3 separate regions of the Homo sapiens genome follow, and all the other regions are linked to region 1. The links are chromatin loops, found by intact Hi-C in ENCODE. Cell type or tissue: heart right ventricle. All regions are shown on one strand. Each heading gives the region's core, and the rest is flanking DNA. Links, peaks and the distances in the headings are about the cores only.

What was found. Peaks named below come from ENCODE experiments on the same cell type or tissue, not always from the same donor. Only the 100,000 strongest peaks of a DNase experiment are listed, where the experiment ranks them.
Region 2: a loop joins it to region 1, with 2.4 times the contacts of the local background. A loop is called at or near these places in 8 of 110 quality-filtered maps.
Region 3: it touches region 1 in a loop (2.0-fold over the local background); 8 of 110 quality-filtered maps call a loop at or near these places.

What each region holds. Positions count from the first base shown.
Region 1 is chr15:50,860,309-50,871,145 of GRCh38, forward strand. It overlaps LOC124903490 (a long non-coding RNA gene), which reads right to left and starts at 3,814. Exons shown (of 2, transcript XR_007064630.1): 1 at 547-3,814. In heart right ventricle, for the core only: no CTCF peak of the experiment used is centred there; no DNase peak of the experiment used is centred there.
Region 2 is chr15:50,810,084-50,819,371 of GRCh38, forward strand. No RefSeq gene overlaps it. Among named protein-coding and RNA genes, the nearest start is that of SPPL2A, 49 kb to the left of the region's middle. RefSeq lists a silencer at 1,589-1,883 and an enhancer at 1,891-2,410. In heart right ventricle, for the core only: no CTCF peak of the experiment used is centred there; no DNase peak of the experiment used is centred there.
Region 3 is chr15:50,790,496-50,801,332 of GRCh38, forward strand. It overlaps the pseudogene RPL32P30. Among named protein-coding and RNA genes, the nearest start is that of SPPL2A, 30 kb to the left of the region's middle. In heart right ventricle, for the core only: no CTCF peak of the experiment used is centred there; no DNase peak of the experiment used is centred there.

The DNA of each region.
Region 1 (10,837 bases), core at 1,078-9,077:
TGCCTGAGTTCAAAGCCTATGTTCTTTTCACGACACTACTGCCTATTCATTTATGTCAAAATGAGAGCTTAGAGTTCACTGGAGACCATCAGTATGGGTTTCCAGGTTTCTTAGAATGCTGTGTGCTACCCAAATATTTTATTTTCTTATGTTAAGTGCAACAATTTTTATTAATACATGCAATTATATAAAATCAGAGCATGAACATGACCTGATAAACTTTGTATTTATTTTCATTTCGACTTGGACATCTAATAGGCATCTGAAACTTAACACATACAAAACCAAATTCCTGAAGACCAACTCCCCGCTAAATGTAGCTCATGTGGTCTTCCCCAGCTTAATAAATGGCAACTCCATTATTCTAATTGCCCTGGCAAAAAAACCTTGGTGCCATCTTTAATTCTCTTTCTGTCATAGAACATCAGAAAATCTTGAGGACTCTAACTTTAAAATATATTAGAATATATTTTCTATTGCTGTTACTACCCTGCTCCAAGCTTCATTGTCTGTTGGCCTGGATGATGGCAATAACTTGTTTCCTACCTCTTTGTCTCCTGACAGCCTTCACTCAACATTATGATCCAGAGTAAGCCTTTAAGACAGAAGTCAGCCTTCCCCACTCCCACGGCTTCACATGACTAGCCTAAAAAACAAAGATAGAAGTCAGGTCGTATCATCCTTCTGCTCAATATCACGGATTGGCTTCTCGTATCACTCCAAATAAAATTTCAAGTCCTTAAAAAGCTTATAAGGCTATATATCATCTAACCCCTCCTTCCCTATCTGAATGACTTCTCCTTCTCTCCACTAATCTCACTCTGTCCACACTGGTCTCCTTGTTTTCAGAAACATATTACGACTACTTCTGCCTCAGGACATTGTGTTTGCTGTTCACCCTGCTAGGAGATCTCTTCTAGATACCCACATGGCTTCTCCCTGGCTTCCCTTCTATCTCCGCTCAAATGTCACTTTATCAGTGAGGCCATCCCTTTAATAACTGTGGTAGCTAGTGTCCAAAAATGGCCCCTTAATGAGCCACATCTTCCAATATTCTCAGCCTCATAGAGTCCTCTCTCCTTGAATCTAGTGAGCCCTGTGACTTGTTTTGACCAATAGAATGTAGTGGAGGTGATGCTTGCCTGACTTCCAAGGCTACATCATAAGAAGCCTTGCAGTTTTCACCTGGAGTTTTTGGAATATTTGCTTCAGGAGAAGCCACCGGCATGGGAGAAGCCTGACTACTCAATCCCACCATGTTGTGAGAAAGCCCAAGATAGCCACATAGAAAGGTCATGTGCAGACAGAGTGATGCCTGGCCAGACCCCAGTTGTTCCAGCCTTCCCAGCTGAGGGGCCAGCCATGTGAATGAAAAAGCCGTTTGGAATGTCCGGCCCATTCAATTATTCAGATAACCCTGGCCCGATTTGCCATATGACCGCAACTGTTTAAAGACCCCAGGGAACCTACAAGATCATACATTTTTTTCTTAAAGTTTTTTTTTTTTTTTTTTTAATTTTAGAGACAGGGTCTCACTCTGTCACGCAGGCTGGAGTGCAGTGGCACAGTCATAGCTCACTGTAAACTCAAAGTCCTGGGCTCAAGCAATCTTCCTGCCTCAGCCTTCTGACTAGCTGAGACTATAGGTGCATGCCACCACACCAAGCTAATATTTTTTAACCAATAGGATTTAGGGTGTTTTGTTGTGTGGCAATGGATATCTGAAACAGAAATCAATATGTTACACCCCTTCCCACAAATATAATGACACTCCGTATCCTCCTTAACTTGCTGTATTTTTCTCTTGTTGCATTTACCACCTGGCTTACTGTGTATCTACCTATTTGTTATTGTCTCCCTATCCCCGCTGGAACACAAACTCTGGGAAGGCAGAGACTTTGTCTTATTCATTACTGTATCTGAGCGCCTGGAATAGTGTCTAAGATAGGCCCTCAATACATATTTGTTAAATGAAGGCATATATTTAATTTAACTTGATAAGTTTGCTTTTTGTAGACATAGCAAGTCCATAAAAAGAAAAGACAAATTAATTTAAATTGCCCATGCCGACAGCCTTCCCTCTTATGGACACAATATCTGGAGATGTCTAAAATACTGCGATCTTCGCCTTTCCACTGAAGCATACCTTCCAAGGGGAAAGGAGTAAGATTCTGCTCCTTTAATACATACTGACCTCAGGAGAAAGGGACTAGAAATGTATGGACTGAATGTCTGTGTGCCTTGCAAATTCATATGGTGAAATCCTAAACCCCAATATGATGGTATTAAGAAGTGAGACCTTTGGAGGTGATTAGGTCATGAGGGTGAAGCCTTCAGGAATGGGATTAGTGCCCTTATAAAAGAGACTTCAGAGAATTCTCTAGCCCTCTTTATGCCAAGTAAGGACACAGTGAGAAGATGACCATCTATGAACCAGGAAGCAGGCCCTCACCAGACATCATATCTTCCAGCACTTTGATCTTAGACTTCCTAGCCTCCAGAACTGCAAGAAATAAATGTTTGCTGTTTAAGCCATCCAGTCTATGATATTCTGGTATAGTAGCCTGAACTAAGACAAGAAAAAAAAAACAGGTGTCAGGCAGATTCCAGGAGAACATCCCTTAAACATAACCCAAATGGAGATGACTATCAGAATCATCAAACCCTGTTGAGGAGCTCTTGTCAGTAGATCTGTGCTACACAGTGTCACCTCTCCCTTCGCTCACTTCTGGAAGGACTCAATAATTCCTCCTCATTCCACAAGCACTTCTTGAATGCCTAGTCACTCTCTTATGATAAAATATCCATTCCCTCCTTTCACAAAATTAGTCAGAATAAAGAAAAACCATTGGGTTGAAAAACTTTGAATAGAATGTTTAAAGTGATTTAGAAGTTTGGACACAAGAATTTTGTTTGCGTTAAAATAGTTCAAGATCTCATCTCAACCACTTCGTGGGAAAATTGCTAGCATAGAGATGCTTCAGCTGTTAGCTTTGTTGACCTTTTTGTTTTGGCACTTCTGGAAAATGGAGGAAGGGGCTGAAGCTCATATATTCTTGGAGAAATAAGGCAAACAGCACAGCTCAGGTATGGGCTGGTGATGTGGCATTCTGTGTCAAGTAAGGAACACCCTGCCATCTCCTGGGCCTCAGCTTCAGATTTCTGGACAGTACCTTCTCAGGCAAGAATACATATTTTCCCATGCACAAGCAAGAAGGCTGCCCAATCCATTTAGATTCATATGGAAAGAAAAGAGACACTGCCTCAAATTCAAAAGCAACAAAGCAGGCGGAGATGAAGTACAAGCTCAGAAACTCACAATAATTGCTTTACTAACCAGAATATCTAGTTAGCTTCTCTGCTGGAAATATCTGCAGTTATGTTTTCTCAAAGTGCTCTTCATGATCCAGATTAGCTACAAGTTTTACTTTTTGTAAAGGGCCCAGTTGGGTATTTTTTCCAGAACAAAGGGTGAATGCAATGAATAGTCAAGTTTTTACCTTTCTCTAGACTGAAAAATTCTAGCTTTAAAATAATAGCTTTTCTAGATTATTTCAATACCCTGCCCTCCCCCTTCCTTTAAAAAATAAATCTTATAGATTAAGTTTGGGCATCTGGTTGAAAAAACCCCATTTAAAACATTAGAAAATTGAGAGTTAGAGAGACTTAAGATCAGCTAGTACATGAGCCAAATCTTCAGATACAAAATCCATGTGTTCTCCATAGTGGAACACTGTAAAATTAAACTACCACACACTCACAAAGCTTTGTTTTTTTTTTTTTTGTTTTGTTTTTTGTTTTTTTTTTGAGCAGAGTCCTGCTCTTTTACCCAGGCTAGATAGTGGCACGATCTTGGCTCACTGCAACCTCTGCCTCCTGAGTTCAAGCGATTTTCCTGCCTCAGCTTCCCAAGTAGCTGGGATTACAGGCGCACGCCACCACTCCCAGCTAATTTTTGTATTTTTAGTAGAGACAGGGTTTCTCCATGTTGCCCAGGCTGGTCTTGAACTCCTGACCTCAGGTGATCCACCCGCCTCGGCCTCCCAAAGTGCTGGGATTACAGGCGTGAGCCACTGCGCCTTGCCTCACAAAGCTTCGAAAAACATTCCTTAATAAGGCCTCAAGGATGAACATGTCCTTGTGTATTTTTTTTCCGTGAAAATGAAACTAGTCTCAAATCTCCATGCAACTGTAGCTGGAAAAATAAATATTGATCTAGTTTCCTCCTATAATTCTGAATTTTAGTTCATAGGAGCTTAGAGTTAGAGGCAAACTTTGGACATTATTTAGTCCTAATCCATCACAAATTGTAAGAAAAAACTCAAAATAGCTTTATTTAAAACAAAAGTATCTTTAGGTATAATGCTATTTTCACACATGATTGATAAATTTATTAGGATGAAAATCATATTAGAATAAAATATCTTTGAGGCTACAACTCGTCCTTTTTATGTGAATAGCAAAATTAAAGGCTTAAAATATATGCTAGGATGAAGACGAAAAATGTGATTTTCGGAAGACTGGAAAGTACAATGAAGGTTTGGCTTTCATACAAGGTTTGGATTTGTTTTTTAGATTCTTCCCAGTAATTAGATTTAGGGTTTAGAGTATCTCATGTGACTCTCTTATAAAAACAGACATTTTAACCAAGCACTGACATGCAAAATAAAAACAAAAACCTTTTTCCTTCAGGGACTAGCCCAGCTACAATTGGAAGTTCAGTAATGCGTCTAAACATACATAGTAATTAAATCTAGCTTCCAACAAACTTAAAGTTAAATTTTAATTACTTTTTATGGCTGGGTAATAAATTGTATGTAAATGAGTCATGGATGGAGACCTTAGTATATATAAAATGTCAAAAACCAGTACTGATTGATATACTGAAAAGAAAAGAGGCCTTGAAAATTTGTATTCTAGATCTAACTCAGCCACAATAGCTCCTTAACCAAATCATTCAGCTTTTCTGGGCCTTGGTTTCCTCATTTGTAAAATATGATAGTTACATTTGGTAATTATAATTAATGTTTGTGTGGTGTTTATGTCTCTAAAGCTCTTTCCTGTGTATGATCTGACTTCATTCCTATAATTCTTGGAAGTAAGAAGGACAGATACTTTTAGTATACAGATGAAGAAACAGCCTCATAAAGGCTAAAATATATGATCAAAGGCACACAGTTTGTAAATGGATTCAGACTCAGATGTTCAGACACAATTTTGTGTAGGTAGACACTATACCTACTACCTCTAAAAGTCTGATATAATAGAGTTGTGTTTAGTCGTTACTCAATTATAACTAGACTTTTAAAGTACCTTAAACACTATTCAACAGGTACACCATGTTCTTTTAGCCTGCAGGACTGAATGCTCTTATGGTTTCCCTGCAGGAGGATCCAATTAAGTGCTAAGTTAATAGCCAACTTTATAGCCAAGCTAATAGAAAAGCCACATTACACTGGCTCCGTCTTGTCAAACCAATCACTTTTAAGACTTTGTGCTGATTTATGTCCCTGATATTCACTGTAATCTCTGGGTTACTGTAAAAATGCATTCTTCCATTGCTCAGTTACTAAGATGTGTTAAGAGTCACAACAGTAGCCAGAACACCAATAAGTAAATAATGTAAAGAGTATTCAAGTAGTTTAAGAAATGATGTTAGTTATGTGTCTCCATGCTCTCGCCCCAGATATTTAACCCCAGGCATTTGGTAAATCATAACAAGGCATTATTTTCGCAGTTCTTGATTTCCACTTGAAGTCAAGCCAAATATTATGTTCATTTACATTTGCATGGCATACTTTTGTATCTTTCAAAGTGCCTTCACATTCATTATTTCATTTTATCTATATACAATGCTAACATGTAGTTGAAATTGTTCTCTGCGGTTGCCAAAATAGCTATTTCTTTATTTACATTTTGCTTTTCTGTCTGTTTTTATCCCATCCAGGCATTTAAAATGCTAAAGAATGAACAAAACTGCAGTGTCACAGAACTTCCATGAAGACAATAGAAGGATGAATAGTAAAGTGTGCTAATCCCACCTAAAGTTAGTAGGGCCCAAAACCAAGAGAAGCAATGATAATAAAATAAAGTAACATGTTTCAAAAGTGATAAATCAACCTAAAAAATATAACCTAGGTTCAATTTTCAAATGTGTAATTTCAAAGAATGAGAGAAAATTGGTAGGAATTGGTGAGAATACCTTTGTAGCAGAAATGCCAATAACACTTAAGGATTTAGAAGGAGGTCTAAATAAATTTAATTATTTTTAAAAGATAAAAAGAAATAATTGAACACAACTTTACTAAAGGCCATGAATATTCATAGTAAGAGAAGAAGATGCTGAGTGAGATTTGTTGACGTTTTGTCGATGAAAAGAGTTAAACTCTGTAAAATACTTGAAGAAATTTATTCTGAGCCAAATATAAGTGACCATGGCCTGTGACGCAGCCCTCAGGAGGTCCTGGGAACATGTGCCCAAGGTGGTTGGGGTACAGCTAGGTTTTATATATTTTAGGGAGGCATGAGACATCAATCAAATACATTTAAAAGCTGGGCACGGTGGTTCACGCCTGTAATCCCAGCACTTTGGGAGGCTGAGGTGGGCAGATCACTTGAGGTCAAGAGTTTGAGACCAGCCTGACCAACATGGTAAAACCCCATCTCTACTAAAATACAAAAATTAGCTGGGCATGGTGGTGCGCACCTGAAATCCCAGCTACTTGGGAGGCTGAGGAAGGAGAATCACTTGAATCCAGGAGGTGGAGGTTGCAGTGAGCCAAGATCGTGCCACTGCACTCCAGCCTGGGTGACAGTGTGAGACTTCATCTCAAACAAACAAACAAACAAACAACCCAGATACATTTAAGAAATACATTGGTTTGGTTCAGAAAGGTGGGATAACTCAAAGCGGGGGTTTCCAGGCTATAGGTAAATTTAAACATTTTCTGGTTGACGATTGAGTTTATCTGAAGACCTAGGATCAGTGGAAAGGAATGTTCAGGTTAAGATAAAGGATTGTGGAGACTAAGTTTTATTATGCAGAGGAATCTCTCAGATAGCAGAGTTCAGAGAGAAAGCAGGTTGTAAAATGTTTCTTATTGGACCTAAAAGGGTGCCTGGCTCTTAGCTGATTATCTCCTGGATCTGCAAAGGAAGGAAGGAAAACAAAAGGGAAAGGGGATTCTCTATAGAATGTGGATTTTTTCCACAAGACACTTTGCAGGGCAATTTCAAGGTATGGCAAGGAAATATATTTTGGGATTAAGTATTTTTTCCTTGTCTCATAATATTATGCCAGAGTCAGATTGAAAAGTAAGTCGTGATATACAGGGTCAGATAAAACCCATCTGATGAGAATTTATGGTTTGTAGGGCATGACTCCCTGGACCCCTTAGGTAGGAATTTGGGCAAAATGAAAAACAGAGCTTAGTCCTCCATCCCCCTTCTTGGCCAAAAAGCATTCCACAAAATGCATATGCAGGCCAACAAACAGCAACAGGTCCCACAGTGCTAGGAACGCTCATTCCTAGAGTAGTCTGGTTGGGTGATAATAATTTTAAGTATTTGCAATTTGGATCATGGCGGGAGGAAATGGTCTGACCTGGTGTAATAACCAGTAGTTTAAGGGGTGAGATGGAGTCAGACCTAGGGTTTAGTATAAAAAAATCCCAGATCATATCTATTTTGTGAGCTATCATGATCTGGGTCTTTAATTGTGCCTTGTTCATTTTGCTGTAACTGGCATAACATTTACAAGAGATATATAATGCTAATACAGTGACAAATACCAAGATAAATACCGAGACGAATACCAAAATACCCAAGATAGCAAAGATTAGGCATCCAAGAAGGTTACAGGTAGAGTCGGAGGGCAGTAAACAACCTAACCAGCAAAAAAAACCACTGCATGCATCATCATATTCTTTGATCAGACTCACAATGTGTTTACCCTCCTTATCAAGGGTCATTTGAACCTTATGATAAATCTTATTTGAGGATTGTAGGACTGACACTAAATCAGAATCTAATAAATTTAGTCTCTCTTCCGGCCAATTTATCTCCATGGGTATAACATCCTGAGGAGGGTATAAATCAAATGCAAGGAATGCCTGGCCCTCAATGTCTAAATTGTTATAGGACTTATTAACAGTGGACAAATCTATTTTTCCCACCACCTTTGTATTGCACCATATACTGGTATTTGGGAGAGAAAGGAGGTTTTGTTACAGGAGAAGTCATGTAATTCTACAGTGTCATTTTGTTGTCCCTCCCAACAGAAATGGCCCTTCCTTATATACCAGATGCTATGTTCCATGGGGGTGGATATTAGAGGCCAAGTTTAGGAAAATCAGGGTTCCAAGTGGTTTGAGGCCATAGCCATTCTCCTTTTCTCTTTTCATAATCTGAAAGGGAGATGGAATACCATGTGTTATTATCAGCTAAAATAGCCCACCTATTTCCCAGGGGTAGTACCTTTGAGCCTCATTTAACTTCGGTGCCTGTTCTCTGAGAATACAATGTTTAAGATCACACTTAACGTCCAAAAATCTCCATAAGTTTGGAGGACCACATATTTTCCACAGGTGTTTGGATTGTGCCTCAGTACTGAGGACTGTAGACCATGCTTCATATCCACCTCTGATTCCATTTGTAATAAAATAGACATGAGCCCCTACAGGTAAGAGTAGATGCTTGTTCCCATCTTTGGATTTGGGAGTATGTTTTCATGGTTTGTCTGGTTTCTTCTATCCATTTGATGAGTGCTGCATTATCTTTTAAAGCAGCTTCCCATCCTTTTCCCTCTTCCTGGAATAGCATTCCTTCTATGTGGCCTATTTTTGATAGGGATTTTTTTTTCTAAAGAATGTCTCTCTTCATTAGCCATGAACTCAGCTTGCCCCAGTATGCCTTGCCCAGCTCTGACTCCTCCAGTGAGGTCATGCTTTAGTTTTTTGGGTGGCCAATTTTCGTGTATCCATCAAGAATGCTGTTGCCATTGTATACTGATGCCATTTGTACAATTTGGATAAATGGAGTCAATGCAGAACTGCTGGGTATCCCAAACAATTGTTAGGTTAGTGGAGGTTACACCTAAGTATGCTCTTGTCTGGGTATTCCATAAGGCTTCCCAGTGGCGCCCTGGTTTTAGGGTGGAATTTGTGCTGTCAGGGACTTCTGTCCACCAATTGACTTCCATAAATAGTTATTTAAGGGCAGTGTCAGTGTGGTTGGTACTGGATAGGAGCATCCAGCCACAAGCACAGGGCTGGTAGTTATTTGGGCAGGCCATGCTATGGCAGTTTACACAGGAGACATTGTAACAAGGCAGTTGTCTCAAGTGATCATCCCCAATATCTATTGTTATGCAACGTTCTACCTGGTTAGACCCCCTCAGTGATCATCCTGAGGCATTGTTAGAAAAAGTATTCCTGCAGGGCGTCATATTTGGTTGCAGCCCTATAATAGGGGTACCTAAAAAGTGGGGACCTTGGGGAATGTTTAGAATGGTGCTCTTCCATATAACAGTCTTCATTTCCTCCTGGTCTATATCATACCAAATGATGTGGGCTCTGCCTGCAGGAAGACTGCTGAGGTTTACAGGGGACTGGGAGAAATTTTCAGGTTGGAAAGAGGAGTGTGGGGTAGGTAGACAGAGGAGATTGTGGGAATGAGAATGAACAAGTAAAACATTTTCCTGGCTTTAGCAAGGGAATGTGTAGCCACATCCATTTAGAAAGTTATACCAAAGAAGATTGCATAGATTCCAAACAGCTTCTTGGGGGTCTCAGTTAAAACATTTGTGTTTTAGCAATATTCTATAGCAAGGAAAGTAAAAATGATGGTTATTTTAGGGTTCATGAGGACTAGCCTGGTCCAGCATCTCTGGAAGTATGTTGACTTTGTTGTAGCCCTAGAGATTGGCTGAGCCTCCAGTGTTCTCTTGATTTGCAGGTGGGTGTCAGAGACTGCTGCGGAAGTTCAGGGGCAGTCAGGAATGTGGTCAGGTGCTCATTTTAGGTGTAAAATGTGAATCCAAGAAGCGACTCTCTTTAACGTGCAGAGCAAGAGTTGGTTAAAAGCACCTGCAAAGGTCCTTTCTGGAGGGGTTGTAAGGAATCCTTCAGTTGGTGTCTAGTTAATGCTATTAATTCAGCCATCTGGGCTGATTTGACTCCTTGGAGTTGGGCACTTTCGATTATGTCTGTTATGGAAGTGATGGTGTATCCTGCCTGGTAATATCCCTTAAATAACAACCATCTGTGAACCAAATTAATTCAGCATTCTCAATGGGAGTTTTCCTATAAATCTTCCTTAGAGGAGAGTAAGATATTAGTTAGTAGAGTGCAGTCATGTTCCTCTTCCTTTTGTTGTCCACCTGGAAGGGAGACCAGGGTAGCAGGGTTAAGAGTGTTACAGCACTTCAAAGTGATGTTGAAGGCAGAAAGCAGGAGTACCTCATAAGAGGCAAGGTGGCTAACAGAATATTGTTAAGTGTAGTGACAGCTTAGAAGAGATTTCATGAGTGGGGGACATAGATGGTCAGAGGGGACCCTATGACAAATTCTTCAATGTTTTTGCATAATGTGGCTGCAGCTGATATAGCCCTCATGCAAGGAGGGTGCCCCCTTGCAACTCAATCTAACTGTTGCCTAAAATAACCAATTGGTCTGTGATTGTCACCATGTTTTTGAGTTAATACTCCTAGAGCATTCCCATTTATTTCATGTACAAAGAGGGAAAAAGGAAGACTGTAATTGGGGTGGCCTATAGCAAGTGCTTGGGTGAGAGCCTGTTTTAGATCTTCTATGTGTTGTTTTTTCCCTCTCTTCCCAGT
Region 2 (9,288 bases), core at 1,289-9,288, 50 kb before region 1:
TTAAGATATTTCATTCCAGTCAGCATTTACCAGTACCATTTTTTTCTGAGGGAGCTGTTAGATAGCAAAACATTGTTCTGGCAACTAATAAGAAGACTATCTTGAGACTAATGCATGACCTATCTTAAACTATGACTATATTTCTGATGTTACTATTGCATAACTAGACTTTCTACAGCCTTTTCGAATTATACTGCTGGATAATGGATTTTAAATTGCATGTTTAAGTAGAATAAGAACTCTATAGTTAGTGGGTTATACTTAAGTGACCACAGAATAGATAAGGTACCCAATTAAAGAGTACATTTCTTCCAAACCCATAATTTGTGTTAGGATATTTAATTACCATCCTCTATGTGCAGGCATGAATTTTGATCCAGTAGCAATGAAGTCTGGCCCAGAAGTTTGCAGACTCAGAATTATTTATCAGCAAGTATCACTTAACTCGCATTCAACAACAACTGTTTACATTCACAGACAATTTTGGGTTGTCTGAATTTAGAAGAGGTTGGCTAATCCTTGATTAACTTGAGGTAATGGATAGAATTCTAAGATAAAAATGTCAGTTTGCTAGCATCTTAATAGGCTTAGTCTGATCACCCTATAAACTGAACCAGGAGTTTTTAAACTTTTTGGTTTCAGAACCCCTATACACACAGAGGACCTTAAAGAGCTTTTCCTTATGTGGGCTGTAACTATCATTATTTACCATATTAGAAATTTAAATGGATACAGCCATAAAAAAGAACGAGATCATGTCTTTTGCAGGAACATGGATGGAACTGGAGGCTATTATCCTTAGCAAACTAACGCAGGAACAGACAACCAACTACCGCATGTTCTCACTTACAAGTGGGAGCTAAATGATAAGAATTTATGAATACAAAGAAGGAAACAACACAGTGGGGTCTTCTTGAGAAGGGTGGATGGGAAGAGGGAGAAGAGCAGACAAGATAACTATTGGGTACTGGGCTTGATCCTGGGTGAGGAAATAATATGTACAACAAACCCCATGACATGTGTTTACCTGTGTAACAAAACCTCACATGTACCACCAACCTAAAGTGGAAGTTTTTTAAAAAAGTATAATAGTGTTAGCAGTGGAAGTTATTTGACTCACACAGCACCAAAATATGTTACCAGTGGCGAATCTCTATGGGTCTGCAGCAACTTTAATTCCTACCACCTCAGAAAAAGAATTCGACTGAGGGGCATAAGACAGAAGAGACTGAAGCAAGTTTTAGAGCAGGAGTGAAAAAGTTTATTATAAAGCTTTAGAGGCCGGATGCAGTGGCTCACACCTGTAATCCCAGCACTTTGGGAGGCCAAGGCGAGCAGATCACCTGAGGTCAGGAGTTTGAGACTAGCCTGGGCAACATGGTGAAACCCTGTCTCTACTAAAAATACAAAATTAGCCAGGTGTGGTAGACGGTGCCTGTAATCCCAGCTACTCAGGAGGCTAAGGCAGGAGAATCACTTGAACCCGGGGGGTCAAGTTTGCAGTGAGCTGAGAGTGTGCCATTGCTCTCCAGCCTAGGCAACAAGAGTCAGGGAAAAAAAAAAAAAAAAAAAGCTTTAGAGCAGGAATGAAAAGAAAGTAAAGTACACTTGGAAGAGGGCCAAGCGGGCAACTTGAAAGACAAGTGCGCAGTTTGACCTTTTGACTTGGGGCTTTATATGTTGGCATACTTCTGGGGTCTTGCGTCCTTTTGAGAGGTGACAGTGTGCTGGCAGCCCTCACAGCCCTCGCTCGCTCTCGGCGCCTCCTCTGCCTGGGCTCCCACTTTGGCGGCACTTGAGGAGCCCGCCGCTGCACTGTGGGAGCCCCTTCCTGGGCTGGCCGAGGCCGGAGCTGGCTCCCTCAGCTTGCGGGGAGGTGTGGAGGGAGAGGCGCGGGTGGGAACCAGGGCTGCACGCGGTGTTTGCGGGCCAGCACGAGTTCCGGGTGGGTGTGGGCTCAGCAGGCCCTGCACTCGGAGCGACCGGCCGGCCCTGCAGTCCCTGGGCAATGAGGGGCTTAGCACCCGGGCCAGCGGCTGCAGAGGGTGTGCTGGGTCCCCCAGCAGTGCTGGCCCACCAGCGCTGCACTCGATTTCTCGCTGGGCCTTAGCTGCCTCCCCGCGGGGCCAGGCTCAGGACCTGCAGCCTGCCATGCCTGAGCCTCCCCCACCCTCCGTGGGCTCCTGTGCCGCCCGAGCCTCCCTGACGAGTGCCGCCCCCTGCTCCACGGCACCCAGTCCCATCAACCACCCAAGGGCTGAGGAGTGCAGGTGCACGGCGTGGGACTGTCAGGTAGCTCCACCTGTGGCCCCGATGCGGGATCCAGTGGGTGAAGCCAGCTGGGCTCCTGACTGGTGGGGACTTGGAGAACCTTTATGCCTAGCTAAGGGATTGTAAATACACGAATCGGCACTCTGTATCTAGCTCAAGGTTTGTAAACACACCAATCAGCACCCTGTGTCTAGCTCAGGGTTTCTGAATGCACCAATCCACACTCTGTATCTAGCTACTTTGGTGGGGACTTGGAGAACCTTTGTTTCAACACTCTGTATCTAGCTAATCTAGTGGGGAAGTGGAGAACCTTTGTGTCTAGCTCAGGGATTGTAAACGCACCAATCAGCACCCTGTCAAAACAGACCACTCGGCTTTCTGTAAAATGGACCAATCAGCAGGATGTGGGTGGGCCAGGTAAGAGAATAAAATCAGGCTGCCCGAGACAGCAGTGGCAACCCGCTGGGGTCCCGTTAGACACTGTGGAAGCTTTGTTCTTTCGCTCTTTGCAGTAAACCTTGCTGCTGCTCACTGTTTGGGTCCACACTGCTTTTATGAGCTGTAACACTCACCGCCAAGGTCCACAGCTTCACTCCTGAGCCAGCGAGACCACGAACCCACTGGGAGGAAGAAACAAACTCCGGATACGCCGCTTTTAAGAACTGTTAACACTCACAGCAAGGGTCCGTGGCTTCATTCTTGAAGTCAGTGAGACCAAGAACCCACCAATTCCAGACACACTTTCTCCCCTTCTTCCCTTGGGGTTGGCTGTCTGCATGCGCAGTGGCCTGCTAGCACTTGGGAGGTGAGCATGTGCAGCGTGTTTACTGGAATTGTACGCACGCTCACTTGAGCTGTTCTTCCCTTAGGAGCCACATGTCCCTAGGAGGTCATATACCAGTTAAACTCTGCCATTTCGCTTATTAGTGCGCATGTCTGAGCCCACTCCACCAACTCTTGAGAAGCTACTGATCACCAGTTTCAGGTTTTTCCTATCTGGAGGGAGACTGCCTTTCCCTGGCGCGGGCTGCAACCAATGATTTTAGATAGACAGTTAACCGCCTGACCATTACCTGATGGTTGCCTGACATTCCTGGTTGGGGGTATGGTGCGGGGAGCCCTCTCCTGCCCTGTTCATGTCTGTCTACTTACCTGAGGTAACAACAGTAGGAGCAGTAATAGCAAATTACATTGTTCATTTCTTTTCTTTTGGAATCTTTTAACTCAATCATGTTGAAAGAGCCTCAAATCAGCCTTGTGTTGATGAGGTACTTTTGCTGTAGTACCTTATCAACACGATAATGTGAGCCAGCAAATTTTAAGTCAATATTCTTTTTATACCCATCTAAGCAATGCTTGGCTACATAAACCACATTTTCCCTATGCTATTGTATTAAAGAATCCAGAAAATTGTATAAGGCAGTGCTCTAAATATGTTACCCAGCCTGCTCTTTGGAACTTCTAAATCCTATAAAGAGAGAAAAGTTAAAAAATTTAAATCCAGAAATTTAAAAACTATGTATTAATTCATTTAAAACAATAATAATATCTCATTACATGTTAATATAAATAACATGTTTTATGAAAAATAACTACATTTCCCCAAACAAAAACATCTCATGAGAAGAGTGGCATTGTTTCACATTTTTGCAAATCTCTTTCATACTTGGCTTAATAAAAGACAGCTGAATTCTCTTAGCTGTATTCGCATTCTGTCTTTTATGATATCACATGTCACATGACCTCAGCAAAACTAATGTTCTTTTGAGAGAATTGAGGTTTAAAAAAAGGGAAATAACATAGGATTATATTATAGTATTATGTTATAATGAAATTAGTTTTACTTTAAAGGCTTCCTGAAAAGGTATTGGAGACTTCTGGGAGTTGAGATGGGGGGCGGTCCCTGGACCACCCATTGAGAACCACTGAACACAAGGAAATGCATTATTCATAGTTCAAAGATACAAATGAAGAGGTAAAATAATATTAGATAAAATACTTTCTACTGGCCAATATTCTTTAAAGGTTTATTTCTTTTTTAAAAGAAATTGTGGTAAAATATATATAGCATAAAAGTTTACTATTTTAACTATTCTAAGTGTATAATTCAGTGATATTAAGTACATTAACATTGTCATATAACAATTACCACCATCCATCTCCAGAAAATTTTCATCTTCCAAAACTGAAACTTCATACTCATTAAATGATAACTCCCCATTCTCCCTACCCCCCAGCCTCTGGCAAATACCATTCTGCTTTTTTATTTTTTTTATTTTCAGAGACAGGGTCCCTCTCTGTTGCTCAGGCTGGGGCTGGAGTGCAGTGGTGGGAATCATAGCTCACTGCAGCCTCAAGATCATGGGCTCAAGGGATCCTCCTGCCTCAGCCTCCTGAGTAGCTGGGACTATAGGTGTGTGCCATCACACCTGGCTATTTTCTTATTTTATTTTTTTAGTGAAGGATCTTGCTATGTTGTCCAGGCTGGTCTCAAACTTCTGGGCTCCAGAGATCCTACCCCCTCCACCTCCCAAAGTGTTGGGATTACAGGTGAAGCCACAGTGCCCAGCTGTACTTTTTGTCTATGAATTTGACTACTTTAGGTACCTCACATGAGTGGAATCATATACTATTTGTCCTTTTATGTCTGGCTTATTTCACTTAACAAAATGTCTTCAAGATTCATCCATATTGTTGCATATGTTAGAATTTCATGTCTTTTTAAAGCTTAATAATATTCCATTGTATGTATATATCACATTATTTATCCATTCATCTGTTAATGGTGACTTGGTTTGCTTCCACCTTTTGGCTATTGTTAATAATGCTGCTATAAACATTGATGTGCAAATATCTGTTTGTGTCCCTGCTTTTAATTCTTTTTTAATTTTTTAGTCAATAACCATTTTGCCAAACTTGCCAACAGTTCTTTTGGGTAAATACTCAGAAGTGGAATTACTAGGTTATATGGTAATTCTATGTTTAATTTTTTTAGTAACCACCATATGGTTTTCCTGTGTCCACATTTTAAACACTTTCTGTTTCTTGTTAAAACTTTAAAAATACATCATTCAGAATACTAAAATTATTTTTATTTTTATTTTTTGGATTTTGTCCAATAACTAACAAATGTCCACTGAGTAGCTCATGGATTTGGTATATAATATAAAAGATTATGAGTTCTCTGGAAGTAGCTTTCTCATAGTCTGGCCTTTAAGGAGCTCTCAAACTAGACTAGAACATGAAAGTAAATTCCTCTAATAAAGGAATAAAGATAAGAGAGTAGTTCTGAAATGGTGACTCTCAGACCATGAGTGATCAAATACACCCTCAGGTGGTCTGGGAGCTGTCAGAAAAATCAACAGTTCACAGCCAAGCACAGTGGGCTCACGCCTGTAATCCCAGCACTTTGAGAGGCCGAGGCTGGTGGATCACTTGAGGTCAGGAGTTTGAGACCAGCCTGGCCAACATGGTGAAACACCATCTCTACTAAAAACACAAAAATTAGCCAGGTGTGGTTGCGCACACCTGTAATCCCAGCTACTTGGGAGGCTGAGACAGGAGAATCGCTCGAACCTGGGAGGCGGAGCTTGCAGTGAGCCGGGATCATGCCATTGCACTCCAGCCAGGGCAAGAGTGAGACTCCGTCTCAAAAACAAACAAACAAAAAAACAAAACAAAAATCAACAGTTCACTATTATGCCAGTGTCTATCCTTTGTCGATGGTACAACTTTGAGAGACAGTCCCAGTAGCATGACCCTGCCCACTTGCGAATTTAGAGAGAAGGACCTATAAAATGCTGCATACTTATGCTTGCCAACACCCATAACTCTAAGGGCCAGAGACGTTTCCAGAAGTTCTTTCTAGAAAGAACAGAGGAACAGGAAAGGACAAGGAAGAGAAAGCTTGCCAGAAGAAAGGAGTGGGCAGTGGTTTTAGGTGTGTTTGTGTTCTCTTTACCCTGAGGCTGTAAGGTTGGTGGTGCTTAGGTAATCTGGGTTGTAACTCTACCCTCCAAGGCTTGGGGGCAGATAGGGCAGGCTCACTTGGCTGCCTGCCTATGCTTCAAGGAGCTCTGCAGCTAGGTAGTAAAGCAGTTCACAGCAGAATTGGTGTCCTTATCTGGTAATACTGGTGGGAGAAGTTGTTTAAACTATTTATGTATTTCTTCCTCTTTTCTTCTCTAACTCCCATTTTCTTCTCTTACTAGCTTTCCTTTTCGCTTCAAATTTTCACTTGCTAATATGCGACTGCATGTTTGAGTGTGATGACTTTTTGGTGCAAATATTCTGCTGTCAAGATACCCAGTTTAAAACAGCTTTGCCATAGAATAACTTTAAGGTGAAAAAAATTAATAAAATTGATTTACATCTGTTTCTTTCAAGGGCGATGCCTATAGGATCTGTATGAATTCCAAGAATTACTTAGATTTCACTGGTAAAAGAACAATCAAATATGAAAATTATGATTTCTGTTTTGGTATTCTTCTGAACTGTTGAGAAAGCAGATCCCAACACTCAATAGATTCCGTACTAGGAAAAGTTTTTAGGATGAAACAATAAAGTTTTCCCTTAACTCTAATGGTTTATATACTCCAATGAAGTTCAGTTTTGAGCCTGAACACAAGGAATGATGTCAAAAACTCCCAAGTCTTAAAAATACTCACACACACACACACACACACACACACACACACACTCCTAAAAGAAACCCTTGCCTGCTTATTGATTGTTTGGGAAGATACACACATGTTACACAGAATAAGAAGGAGATGTCATTTAGATAGTAATAAATGGTACAAATCACATTGTAGGAAAAAAAAGAGAATAGTTTTATATTAGAATAATGGCAAAAAACACAGAATAACTTTTTTTTTTTTTTTTAGACAGGGTCTTGCTCTGTCTCCCAGGCTGGAGTGCAATGGTGCAATCTCAGCTCACTGCAACCTCCGCCTCCCGAGTTCAAGCGGCTCTCCTGCCTCAGCCTCCTGAGTAGCTGGGATTACAGGCATCTGCCACCATGCCCAGCTAATTTTGTATTTTTAGTAGAGATGGGGTTTTGCCATGTTGGCCAGGCTGGTCTTGAACTGTTGACCTCAGGTGATCCACCCGCCTCGGCCTCCAAAGTGCTGGGACTACAGGTGTGAGCCACCACGCCTGGCCAGAACAATTTTTGCAATATATTCCAAGGTATCAATAAAATTAATCACTGACAATGCAGAATGTTACATTTGCTAAGCACTACATAGTTTATTTTCAGAGACCACATGTTTTACTTTTTTCTGTATCTCCATTGATAACAGAGGTTGATTCTAAGTTTCTGATGTCCAATATGGCCTATTTTGGCTATTCAGGGCCAGGTCATAACTATGGCTATTCTGCTAGCTATTGTGTCCACCAGCATGACAGGAGAGGCCACTGTCAAAGAAAACAGTGAAAAGAAGTTCAAACAATTTAGTGTTAGAATCAAGTGTGCCTTAACAAAAGCTGTGTGAGTTGGATCACCGGTAGCAGTGATCTTCCTTCCTTCTTTCCTTTCTTTCTCTCTTGTCCTTAGATCTGTTTTTTTGTGTTGCTTTTTTTGTTTTGATTTTTGCTGTTCCAGATTTGTTCATTAATTCTGTAATAGCATTGTTTTGGTCCTTTGGCCAGTTATTAAATATAATCTCTCAGTGCCACATCCACCCTTTCCTAATGTTGTTTTATGATGCTGGAGCTGGGACTATGCAAACCACATTTCTGCTTTGCCAGTTGCTCTCTGAGGTGTTTCCAATAGGGAATATCAGAGAGAGAGAGTGAAAGGCTGGAGGAGGGAGGATGGACTTCCTTCTTTCCTGTTGGATTCCTCCTCTGTATAGCAGTACCCCAGCCTCATTTTTAACTCTGGCTGAGTAAGTTTGATCCAGTAGCAGCAGAGCAGCTATACAGTCCAGGTTACAGTCACAGTTTGCTTAATACTTGCAGAACTAACCTCATCACACCCCCTCAAATACCTAATATCAGCTGGTCAGCACCACTTCCTTAGAGATTTTGGTCGTAATTCCATGGAGGCCCTTCTCTGAGCAAAAAGACCATAGCACCAGCTAAGCAGCGCGTTCTTTTCAGAGATCTGGTACTCAGTTTTTTTGGGCTTCTCCTCCAAGCTTCTAAGTTTTAATTATTCTAGCCTTTTCCCTTTATTCCTCAAGCCCCAGGGATAGAAGCTCCTTTTTATAATCTGTCTATAATCTGTATATCTATCTATAATCTTAGTGTTTTATTTTTCCCTTGTCAGTTCTTGATTACCTAGTTAGCAGTTCTTGAACTCTTTCTGTTAAAGTAAGTAGTATGGTTTCTGGCTCCTAATTAATATAGTTTTGTTTCCTAGATTCTGCAATCTCTTATTTTACTTATTTTTATTTTTAATTTTTTTTGAGATGGAGTTTTGCTCTTGTTGCCCAGGCTGGAGTGCAATGGTGCGATCTCGGTTCACCGCAACCTCTGCCTCCCAGGTTCAAGTGATTCTCCTGCCTCAGCCTCCCTAGTAGCTGGGATTACAGGCATGCGCCACCACGCCCGGCTAATTTTGTGTTTTCAGTAGAGATGGGGTTTCTCCATGTTGGTCAGGCTGGTCACAAACTCCCGACCTCAGGTGATCTGCCCGCCTCGGCCTCCCAAAGTGCTGGGATTACAGGCATGAGCCACCATGCCCGGCCATGCAATCTCTCTTTTACACCTTTTATTATGTTATTTTATCATTTTGTAATAAGTTATTTTATCACAAACATGATAAAACAAACAGCTCTTACATTTTTCTATTCTCTGTGTTATGTTTAGATAGTATTTGGTGTGCCATCCTCCTTTCCTTACTGCTGCTTTCTTTGCTTAGTTTATTTGCATAGTTGCTGTTTCTTTTATCTTGTTAATGCTTATGTTTTTCATAAAGCTTCATTTTATATTGTTCATGTGTAACATGGGCAACTCTTTTCTAGACATTTTTTTTTCTGATAAAAACATGCATGAGTAAATCTCTCAGCA
Region 3 (10,837 bases), core at 1,289-9,288, 70 kb before region 1:
AATTTTGCAAAGGCAGTTTCAATCATCATAGTATTGGCCTTCTAAAAATGCTGCAGTGATTAAATAAATAAATAAAAAGTGCAGCATAATGCTTGGTGCATATTAAACACTCAGTGTTAGCTGAGTGCAGTGCATGCCTGTAATCTTGAGGCGGGTGGATCACTTGAGGTCAGGAGTTCGAGACTAGCCTGGCCAACATAATGAAATCCTGTCTCTACTAAAAATACAAAAATTAGCCAGGCGTGGTGGCAGCCACCTGTAATCCCAGCTACTCAGGAGGCTGAGGCAGGAGAATTGCTTGAACCTGGGAGGCAGATGTTGCAGTGAGCTGAGATCGCGCCACTGTACTCCAGCCTGGGCCACAGAGCAAGACTCTCTCAAAAACAAAACAAAACAAAAACAAAAACAGCCACTCAGTGTTAGCTATCTTTACTGGACTCTGCAGGCACCCTTAGTGTAGGTGGTGACGTTCGTGTGCAAATAGATTTGCCCTTCCAGCATGGAAACTGGGTGTTTCCAGGACATCTGTGGGGTGAGGGCTTTTATTATCATTGTTGCTGCCTGGAGTGTAGGACAGACTACTTAAAGCAGCTGCTTTCCTGTGAATTGCTAATTGACAACTTGTATCTACAAGCAGCAGGTTTGATTTTATTTTCTTACTTTCATAAGCTCAATAATAGAAGTCATTGTTGAGAAACAACTAGGCCTATTTAGCTAGGTAGTAAAGTTACAAGCCAACTAATGAAAGGAAGACATACTTGGAAGAACTGTAGGACAAAAGTAAGATTAAGGAAGGAAAACACTTTAAAGCTTGCTTACACAATGACTTTACAATAGGGCAACTGGCTGGAACCTTTGTAAAACGATGTCGAGTCATCAAAACTTTAAGTTTAGGTGTGGGTAGGCTGGATTTAACACAATAAAATAATATGCGCATGTCAAACATGTACCAAATGCAGTATATCCATATCTCATAAAGATATAAGGCCCTAAAACAATTAACTTATTTATGATGCTCTACGATTCAAACACATTTATCATAATTAAAACAAATTCATTAAAATACGAAATGCCAATGGGAAGACAAAATACCTCTATAACCTCTGAAGTGTACTATCTCAGAACTCATCTGTAGGGCACCGCAGAGGTCACTCTAGGCTGGAGAGGAAGGTCAGGAGGATACCTTGCTCCAGACCCACCCACACCAGGTAGTAAAAGATAGGCGTGGGCCCAGCTGAAAGTAAATGCTCTGGCAATTCAGCACAGCAAAGGGGCCTCAGTAGACTTCAAGGGAAATGGGCATAGTTGAAACAAATGATTGGTCTGCCAACTAGGGCACCAGGGCACAGTAAGATTCCCCAGCAAGAGTGGGAGGCAGGGTATGAAGAGGACAGACAAAACTCAGGACTCCAAATGTACAGAAAGCTGGCTTTAGGATGTTTACCATGGTTCATTAGTATAGAATGTGCTTCTGGAATAGGACTCAGCAAAAGGAAAGCAAAGCAAGGTCTTACTCCTAGGAGCTCCTGGTGTATGAAGCTAAAATCCCCCAAATCAAGACTAAGTTGTGCAAGCAAAAATGGAACTCAGGCTCAGGAAGCAGTGCCCGTTACCAGAACAGGCTACCTCATGAGCATAAAAAGCTGCAACTCCTGGACAGGCACAGTGGCTCATGCCTGTAATCCCAGCACTTTGGGAGGCCGAGGCAGGCAGATCTCTTGACATCAGGAGTTCAAGGCCAGCCTGGCCAACATGGTGAAACCCCGTGTCTATCAAAAAAACAAAAATTAGCTGGGTATGGTGGTGCGTGCCTGTAATCCTAGCTACTGGGGAGCCTGAGGCAGAAGAATCACTTGAACCCTGGAGGCAGAGGGTCGCAGTGAGCCGAGATAGCGCCACTGCACTCCAGCCTGGGCGACAGAGCGAGACTCTGAGACTCCGTCTGAGAAAAAAAAAAAAGCTACAACTCAGCTCTTCCATGAAAGGCACTGACCAAATTTCAGGTTAGATAAAGCAGGGAGGAAGCGTTAGACAACACAGGAGTCAAGTGGTCAACGCTAATGAAAGGACCTGCTCCTTCCTTCCAAACCCTTATACATTGCGGGTGATGACTGGCGTATACCAAGCTGTTTAAGTGCTTTTTATTCCAGCCCTGGATGGATCAAGGAATGGGGGAATATAATGCTCTGAATGTAACTGGGGCTTTTTTGTTTTGTTTTTGTTTTTTTTTTAGCTGGAGCCTGGCTCTTTCACCCAGGCTGGAGTGAAGTAGTGCAATCTCTCAGCTCACTGCAACTTTCGCCTCCGGGGTTCAAGCGATTCTCCTGCCTCAGCCTCCTGAGTAGCTGGGATTACAGGTGTGTGCCACCATGCCCAGCTAATTTTTTGGTATTTTTAGTAAAGACAGGGTTTTACCATGTTGGCCAGGCTGGTCTTGAACACCTGACCTCATGTGATCCATCTGCCTCGGCCTCTCAAAGTGCTGGGACTACAGATATGGGCCACAGTGCCCAGTCAAATGTAATTGTTAATTTCATTTGTTCATACAAAATCTCAATGGTTAAACAATAACTATTTTCTATTCGTGTCATGGTCCAATATATAAATAAACTGGTTGGGGGTGAAGTGGATGGAGGCTTACTCCACACAGTCATTCATGGACCCAAAAGCCAAGTATCTTTTATCTGGTAGCTGCAGTGTCTTCTTGGGCCTTGGAATCCTCCGCTCGTTTTTCTGCATCTGGTTGAAGAAATGAAGAGTGAGGGAGAATCTCAAGTTCAGTGTTTTATGGGATAGGCCCAGAGACAGATACATCATTTTGCTTACTTTCCATTGGTGAGACTTAGTCACAAGGCCCATACTAGTTGCAAGACAACTGGTAAATATTTTGCAAAAGTATGTTAAGGAAGAGAACACAAATTTAGATAGAAGAGATAGCCATTCTTCCATGACAGGAAAAGAAAGGAGAGATAGCAACAGTAGGAATGAAACGGGTGGATAGCACTATGTTAAAATGGTTTCCCTTTTAAAAAGTTAATTTACATTTTATTTTATTTTATTTTATTTTATTTTTGAGACAGAGTCTCGCTCTGTCCCCCAGGCTGGAGTGCAGTGGCACGATCTCAGCTCACTGCAACCTCTGCCTCCTGGGTTCAAGTGATTCTCCTGCCTCAGCCTCCTGAGTAGCTGGGTTTATAGGCACGTGCCACCATGCCCGGCTAATTTTTGTAGTCTTAGTAGAGACGGGGTTTCACCATGTTGGCCAGGTGGTCTCGAACTCCTGACCTCAAGTGATCTGCCTGCTTCAGCCTCCCAAAGTGCTGGGATTACAGGCGTGAGCCACTGTGCCCGGCCTACTTTTTATTTTTAAAATGTATATTTTTTTAAGAGACAGGGTCTCCCTATATTGCCCAGGCTGGTCTCAAACTCCTGGGCTCAAGTGATCCTCCCACCTCAGCTTCCCAATGTGCTGGGATTACAGGCGTGAGCCACCACGCCTGGCCAAAAAGTCAATTTACTTATGGGGAGAAGCAAGCTATAATCATGTAATAATTCATTGATTTATTCACTACTTTATTCAGTCAATAAAAAGTTCATTGAGGACTGACTGTACTGGGCCCATAAAGATGAACCTGTTTAACAAATTATAATATTGTGATTTACAATAAAATATGTACATTTGGTTCTCTGTATCTGTTCTGCATGTCAATGAAGAAAAAGAGGCATAAGACCAGACTGCAAAGCAGTAAGACAAGGCCTTTACTGGGGTCTTAGGAGTTGTAATTCAGGAGACATACATTTGGCTGGAAGCCAAATTGTGCTCCAATAAGAGGGAGGAGAGAGGAGATTTATAAGGAAGTTAAGGGTGATTATGGAAGTTGTTTTGAAAGAATTATCATTGGTGAAGGCAGCTGGCTTAGTACGTGAGTCTATAATTCATTGGTTGTTGCTGATCAGGAGTTGCAGTAGTGGTGAAATTCAGCTGTTTTCCAGGATGTTGTGGTGATTGCAGTTTGGCCCAGTTCAAAGGTAAAGGCAAGTTCCTGGGTTTTCAAAAATCCAGGTTGTAGGTCCTTTGTAGAATGGCCTCCTGACTCCATCTTAGAGCTCTGAGCCAGAGGTACCATATTGTATGCCATATTTCATAGTGGATTGAACTAACCACACATTGAAAATATTTGGGAAAAAAAGGATAGTTACATCTGTATTGAACATGTATAGACATTTTCCTTGTCATTATTCCCTAAACAATACAATATAACAACAATTTACAAATCATTTAATTGTATTAGGTATTATAAGTAATCTGGAGATGATTTAAAGTATACAAGAGGATATGCCTAGGTTATATGCAAATACTATGTCATTTTATAAAAGGGACTTGAGCATCCAGGGATTTTGGTATCTGAGGGAGGGCCTGGAACCAATCCCCCAAAGATAGCAATGAACGACTGTATGTATTTGATCTTCTTCCCTGTTTCTTGGCATACAGCCCTTAAAACCCTTGAATCTCCTGAGTGGTAAGAGTGTCTTTTGTATGCTAATGATATGACTGATGGCTGGGGGCCTCTAGATAGCTTCAGGATTGGGGCTGATCACTGGAAAGACTGAGCCATGATTGGCGCTTCCAAAACTGCCATAGAGGGGAGAGGGTTGAGTTGATCGCCAATGGCCAATGGTGTAATCAATCATGCCTACATAATGAAGCCTCCTATAAAAACCCAAAAGGACTGGGTTCAGAGAACTTCCAGATAGTTGAAAACATGGGGCCGGGCGCGGTGGCTCATGCCTGTAATCCTAGCACTTTGGGAAGCTGAGGCGGGTGGATCACGAGGTCCGGAGTTCAAGTCCAGCCTGGACAATATGGTGAAACCCCATCTCTACTAAAAATACAAAAATTAGCCGGGCATGGTGGTGGGTGCCTGTAATCCTAGCTACTCAGGAGGCTGAGGCAGGGAACTGCTTGAACCTGGGAGGCGGAGGTTGCAGTGAGCTGAGGTGGTGCCACTGCACTCCAGCCTGGGCGACAGAGAAAGACTCTGTCTCAAAAAAAAAAGAAAACAGAGGTTCTTGGAGGGTGCTGCTCCCTGAGGGGGCATGGAAGCTCTGCACCCATCCCATATGCTATGAGCTATGCATTTCTTCCGTCTGGCTGTTCATCTGTATACTTTGTAATAAATGGGTAAATGTAACTAACTTGTTTCTCTGAGTTCTGTGAGCTGTTCTAGCGAATTAATCAAAGCCAATGAGAGATTCATGGGAATCCCTGATTTATAGCTGGTCAGTCAGAAATACAGGTGACAACTTACTGTTCGTCACTGGCATCTGAAGTAGGGGGCATCCTTGTGTGACTTAGCCTTGAATCCGTGCGATCTGACACTATTTCTAGGTAAATAGTGTCAGGATTTAATTGAATTGGAGGACACCTGGCTAGTGTCTACTGCAGAATTACTTGTGGGGTTTTTTCCCCACACAGACCTGGTGTCAGAAGTATTGTGTTAAGTATTGTGAGTGTGGGAAAAACACTTTTGTATTTTTACCTTTTGTTTTGCTTTTTTGTAGAGACAGAGTCTCCCTATGTTGCCCAGGTTGGTCTCAAACTCCTGGCCTCAAGCAATCCTCCTGCGTTGGCCTCCCAAAGTGCTGGGATTACAAGCATGAGCCACAATACCTGGCCTTTTTTCCTCTTTTTTTTTTTTTTTTTGTGAGATGGAGTTTCGCTCTTGTTGCCCAGGCTGGAGTGCAGTGGTGTGATCTCGGCTCACTGCAACCTCCACCTTCTGGTTTCAACCGATTCTCCTGCCTCAGCCTCCCAAGTAGCTAGAATTACAGCGTCTGCTACCACACCTAGCTAATTTTTGCATTTTTAGTAGAGGCAGGCTTTTACCATGTTGGCCAGGCTGGTCTCAAACTCCTGACCTCAGGTGATCCACCTGCCTTGGCCTCCCAAAGTGCTGGGATTACAGGTGTGAGCTACCACATTTTATGTAATTTCACTGAAAGTTTTTCTTATATGACTGTGTGATAAATCAGTTTTAAAATGAAAAGAAAAATCATTTTTAAATTTTCATGTTTATAAATCTCTTAATAGGCTATCTTTTTCATGTAACCAGTTGGAAAAAATACAAGCAGTAACAGGATTATAATTCCTTAATAATATGGCAACGTAGTATATTTTGATGAAACATTCCATATTCCAAGACTATGTGTATAACTTTTAGTGTCAGAAGGGTGAAGAGATTAGGAAGAGGATAGAAGGATTAATAAATGGATTATTTGCCATTAAAATCTTCTCTTACTCATCTTGTGATTAAGTCTTCAGGAGTTTTTAGTGTGGTCTTCATTACAAACTTGTATAAAAGTTTGCTTTTTAATTTTATTTTAACAATTACGAGACAACAAAACAGTTCTTTGCTGCTTACCATTGATCAGTCACTGTGCTTAGAGCTCTATATTCTCATTTAATCCATATAAAAAATCCTTTAGGTGCCATTATATTCCTGTTTTACAGGTAAGGAAAATGAATCTTTGAAAGTTAAGCCACATATGGTCGCTTATGCCTGTAATCACAGCACTTTGGGAGGCCAAGGCAGGTGGATCATGAGGTCAGGAGTTCAAGACCAGCCTGGCCAACATGGCGAAACCCCATCTCTACTAAAAATACAACAATTAGCTGGGCATCGTTGTGGGCCTGTAGTCCCAGGTACTTGGGAGGCTGAGGCAGAAGAATTGCTTGAACCCGGGAGGCAGACTTTGCAGTGAGCCGAGATCATGCCACCCCACTCCAGCCTGGGTGAGAGAGCAAGACTCCGTCTCAGGAAAAAATAATAATAATAATAATCATCTGGCCAAGACATTGAGTTGGGATTTGAACCCAGGCTGATGGATTTCAGAGTTCATAGCTTTTTCCAGGTTTACTTATAGAAAAGATGAGTGCAAACAATAAGATAATTGATAAGACTTTGAATGAAAAGAATTTTTTGGCCGGGTGTGGTGCCTCATGCCTGTAATCCCAGCACTTTAGGAGGCTGAGATGGGTGGATCACCTGAGCTCAGGAGTTCAAGACCAGCAACCAGCCTGGCCGCCACAGAGAAACCCTGTCTCTACTAAAAAATACTTTATTTTTTCCTTTTTTTGAGATGGAGTTTCGCTCTTGTTGCGCAGGCTGGAGTGCAATGGCACGATCTCGGCTCACCACAACCTCCGCCTCCCAGGTTCAAGCGATTCTCCTGCCTCAGCCTCCCAAGTAGCTGGGATTACAGGCATGCACCACCATGCCCGGCTAATTTTCTATTTTTAGTAGAGATGCGGTTTCTCCATGTTGGTCAGGCTGGTCTCAAACTCCTGACCTCAGGTGATCCACCTGCCTTAGCTTCTCAAAGTGCTGGGATTACAGGCGTGAGCCATCATGCCCGGCCAAGAATTTTTTATCCTTTGGCATATATTTCAATCTGGGCCATCAAGCACAATTTTCAAAGAAACCCTCTTTATTTTTCCAATCCTGTCGTGCAAGAAATATTCTTGCTGCATAGCCCTGGGGATGCCTTTTTTAATTCCCTGAACTACTGCAAGGGTAGTTTGGCTGGGCCTATTAACAAGTCATAACATGAAATCAGCTGTGACAGGCCTTTCTGCCTCCTGTCTTCAACTTTCCAAGTGTCAGAAAGGTGGCTTAACCTGTACTTCCAGTTTATACTGCCACCAAGTAGAGAAAAAAAAAAAAATGTACCAAGAATACACTGTGCCAATTGCTTAAAGATGAAACAATTTTATTTTCTTTTTAATAACATAATTATCCCATTAGGCCAAATATTTACAATGTGAAGTTCAATTCAGTAGTGGTGAATAGGATTTTTTTACTTGAAAGATTGAGTTGTATAATTCCAAATGACCCAGCCACACAACTAATGAATTCATGGTGAACATTCAGACTAAACATGATCAAATGTAACCTTTGGTTAGAAATACATATTTCCAATATGATATCCAGCGAGTTTCTGAATATTTGAATTGTTTTGTTCATTTGCAACGAAAATAGATTTATAGTTTGTGTCTGTGTGTGTGTTTTTTTACTCTGGTTATTTCTCATTGAAACCTAAAAATCCACAGGGGCAGGAAAGGATAGATTGACAGGGTACCCAGAAAACAAGGACTGTTTGCAGGTTGACTCTAACCCAGAGGCATTGACAACAGAGTGTGGAGAAAGTTCAAATGCCAGATCTTGATTCCCAACATTGATTATGGGAACAAGAAGAAGACAAAGCACATGCTGCTCGGTGGCTTCTGGGTTTCTGGTCTACAGTGTCAAGGAGCTGTAAGTGCTGCTGCAGTGCAATAAATCTTACTGTGTTGGGATCGCTCACAATGTCTAAGAACTGAAAAGTCATAGAGGAAAGAGAAGCCCGGCTGGCCATGAGTCACCAATCCCAAGGCCAAGTTGCACAGCAAAGAAAATTAATAGACAGCTGTCAAAAGCTGTTAAGACAGCAGGCCTCAAATAGAGTCATTCATGCTGAAGTTCAGCAAACTGAAACCTAAGTTGTATACCTGTAAGATATGATCTTCTGAGAAATCAGAAGACAAATTATAGCCAAATCCCATTAAGCCAACAAGATTTTGCCTATGTCCCTATAAGGAAGATAACCTCGAAATGACAAATCTGCTATTTGTTTCTTGTTTCTGTTTTTCTCCACTTTTTTTTGTCTGTTAAACTCACCCACTCTCTTTAGCTCATCAGAGCTCCTTTCTATTTTGTAGACTGGATGCTGCCTGGTTTATGAATTGCCAATAAAAGCCAATCAGATCTTTGAAACTTGGCCAGGGATGGTGGCGCAAACCTGTAATCCCTGCACTTTGGGAGGCCAAGTTGAGCAGATCACCTGAGGTTAGGAGTTTGAGACCAGCTTGACCAACATGGTGAAACCCCAACTCTACTAAAAATACAAAAATCAGCCAGGCAAGGTAGCAGGTGCCTGTGATCCCAGCTACTCCAGAGGCTGAGGCAGGAGAATGGCTTGAACCTGGGAGGCAGAGGTTGCAGTGAGCAAAGATCACCACTACACTCCAGCCTGGGCGACAGAGTGAGAATCTGTCTCAAAAAACAAAAAATGAAAAACAAAAGCAAAACAAAACAAAAAAGATCTTTGAAACTCAATTTGTTGAAATTTTGTTCTTTCTCACACCTCATGTGTAAGTTTTAGTTGTGTTAAATAAAACCATAAAAACTCTGGGGAAAAAAAAAGATTCAGATTCCCGAAGCTCAGAGTTCCTTGTACAGGTGTTAACTGGCCCTATTTACATTATCTTGTGGGGAGTGGGACTCGGGGAGCTGGCTCAAAAAATTCAGACACTGTAGATACTGCTATTGCTGTGGGTAATAAACTATTTTTATCTTTGATCCAGGAGTCTCATGTCTTCTATCAACATCCATGAAACTATGACAGGCTAACATGTTAACTTGTAAGTAGGGTACAATCTCAGATCCCTTACAGTTCTTGACATAAGCTGTCTCTGGAGGGAGAGACTACTTATTTCACTGAATAATATTACACGCCAGGCAGGATGATGAGTACTGAGAATACAGCTTACTTAGCTTGGTACTACTAGTAGAATTGCACTGTAGTGAAACTACTAAGCTAGTTAAACTCAGAAGGTGGTCAAACTCAGACTAATAAAATCCTAGCTGCAATTGTGATCACAGTTCAACAACAGGATGGAGATCATATGGTTTTTAGTCTTCAGAGAATGAATGCATTCTCTGCAGATGGCAGGGAGCTGAGAAACACAAAGAGGTTCATAGGGACTTATAGAATTCTCTCCCTTTTTTTTTTTTTTAGATGGAGTTTCACTCTTGTTGCCCAGGCTGGAGTGCAGTGGTGTGATCTCAGCTCACCGCAACCTCTGCCTCCCGGGTTCAAGTGATTCTCCTGCCTCAGCCTCCTGAGTAGCTGAGATTACAGGCATGAGCCACCATGCCCGGCAAGTTTTGTATTTTTAGTAGAGACGGGGTTTCTCCATGTTGGTCAGGCTGGTCTCGAACTCTGGACCCCAGGTGATCCGCCCACCTTGGCCTCCCAAAGTGCTGGGATTACAGGCATGAGCCACCCACCGCACCCAGCCAGAAGTCTCTAAAACAGTACTCCTCAGCCTTTAGAATGTCAAGAAAGAAGATGCCTTTTAGATGGACTCACTCTTTCTATAACTTTCCTCTGAATAAACTGTCCTAAAGAGTGACAGTAGGAGTATCACTTTCTGGCCCACAGATCAAAGGGCATGTCTACTGTGCAGACACCTGGCGATGAGCTATTTGTAAGTGGGATTTCTAATTTAGGTTTGCATCTAGGATGGGAGAGAGGCAGGTACTACATTAAATGTGGGCACAACCAGTAAACAGAACTGCACCATGAAGGATTGGAAAGTCATAAATAGAGAAAGTCTAGAGCCCCAAAGCTGTGGGTGAAACAGAAGTGGTTTCAGATACAGGACCCAAGAAACTGAGTTTTTAATAGATAGGGGCTCCATCAGAAAGTAGGATGTCATTTCCTTATGATGATAGTAAGCAAGAGAACCTGGCAGGCAAGACCTAGCCAGTAGTCTGGGCCTAGCAGACAGTCCACAGGTGCTAAAATAATTTAGTAAATAAACAGAGTATTCTAGATTCATCTGACAAGTTAGATACAAATAAGTATCATATAGTGTTCAGCACAAAGAAAACGTGCCTGGCAGTGGTGAGCACCTGTAGCCCCAGCTACTTAGGAGGCTGAGGTGGGAGGATCACTTGAACCCAGGAGTTTGGGTCCAGCCTGGGCAACATAGTGAGACCCTGTCTCTAAAATA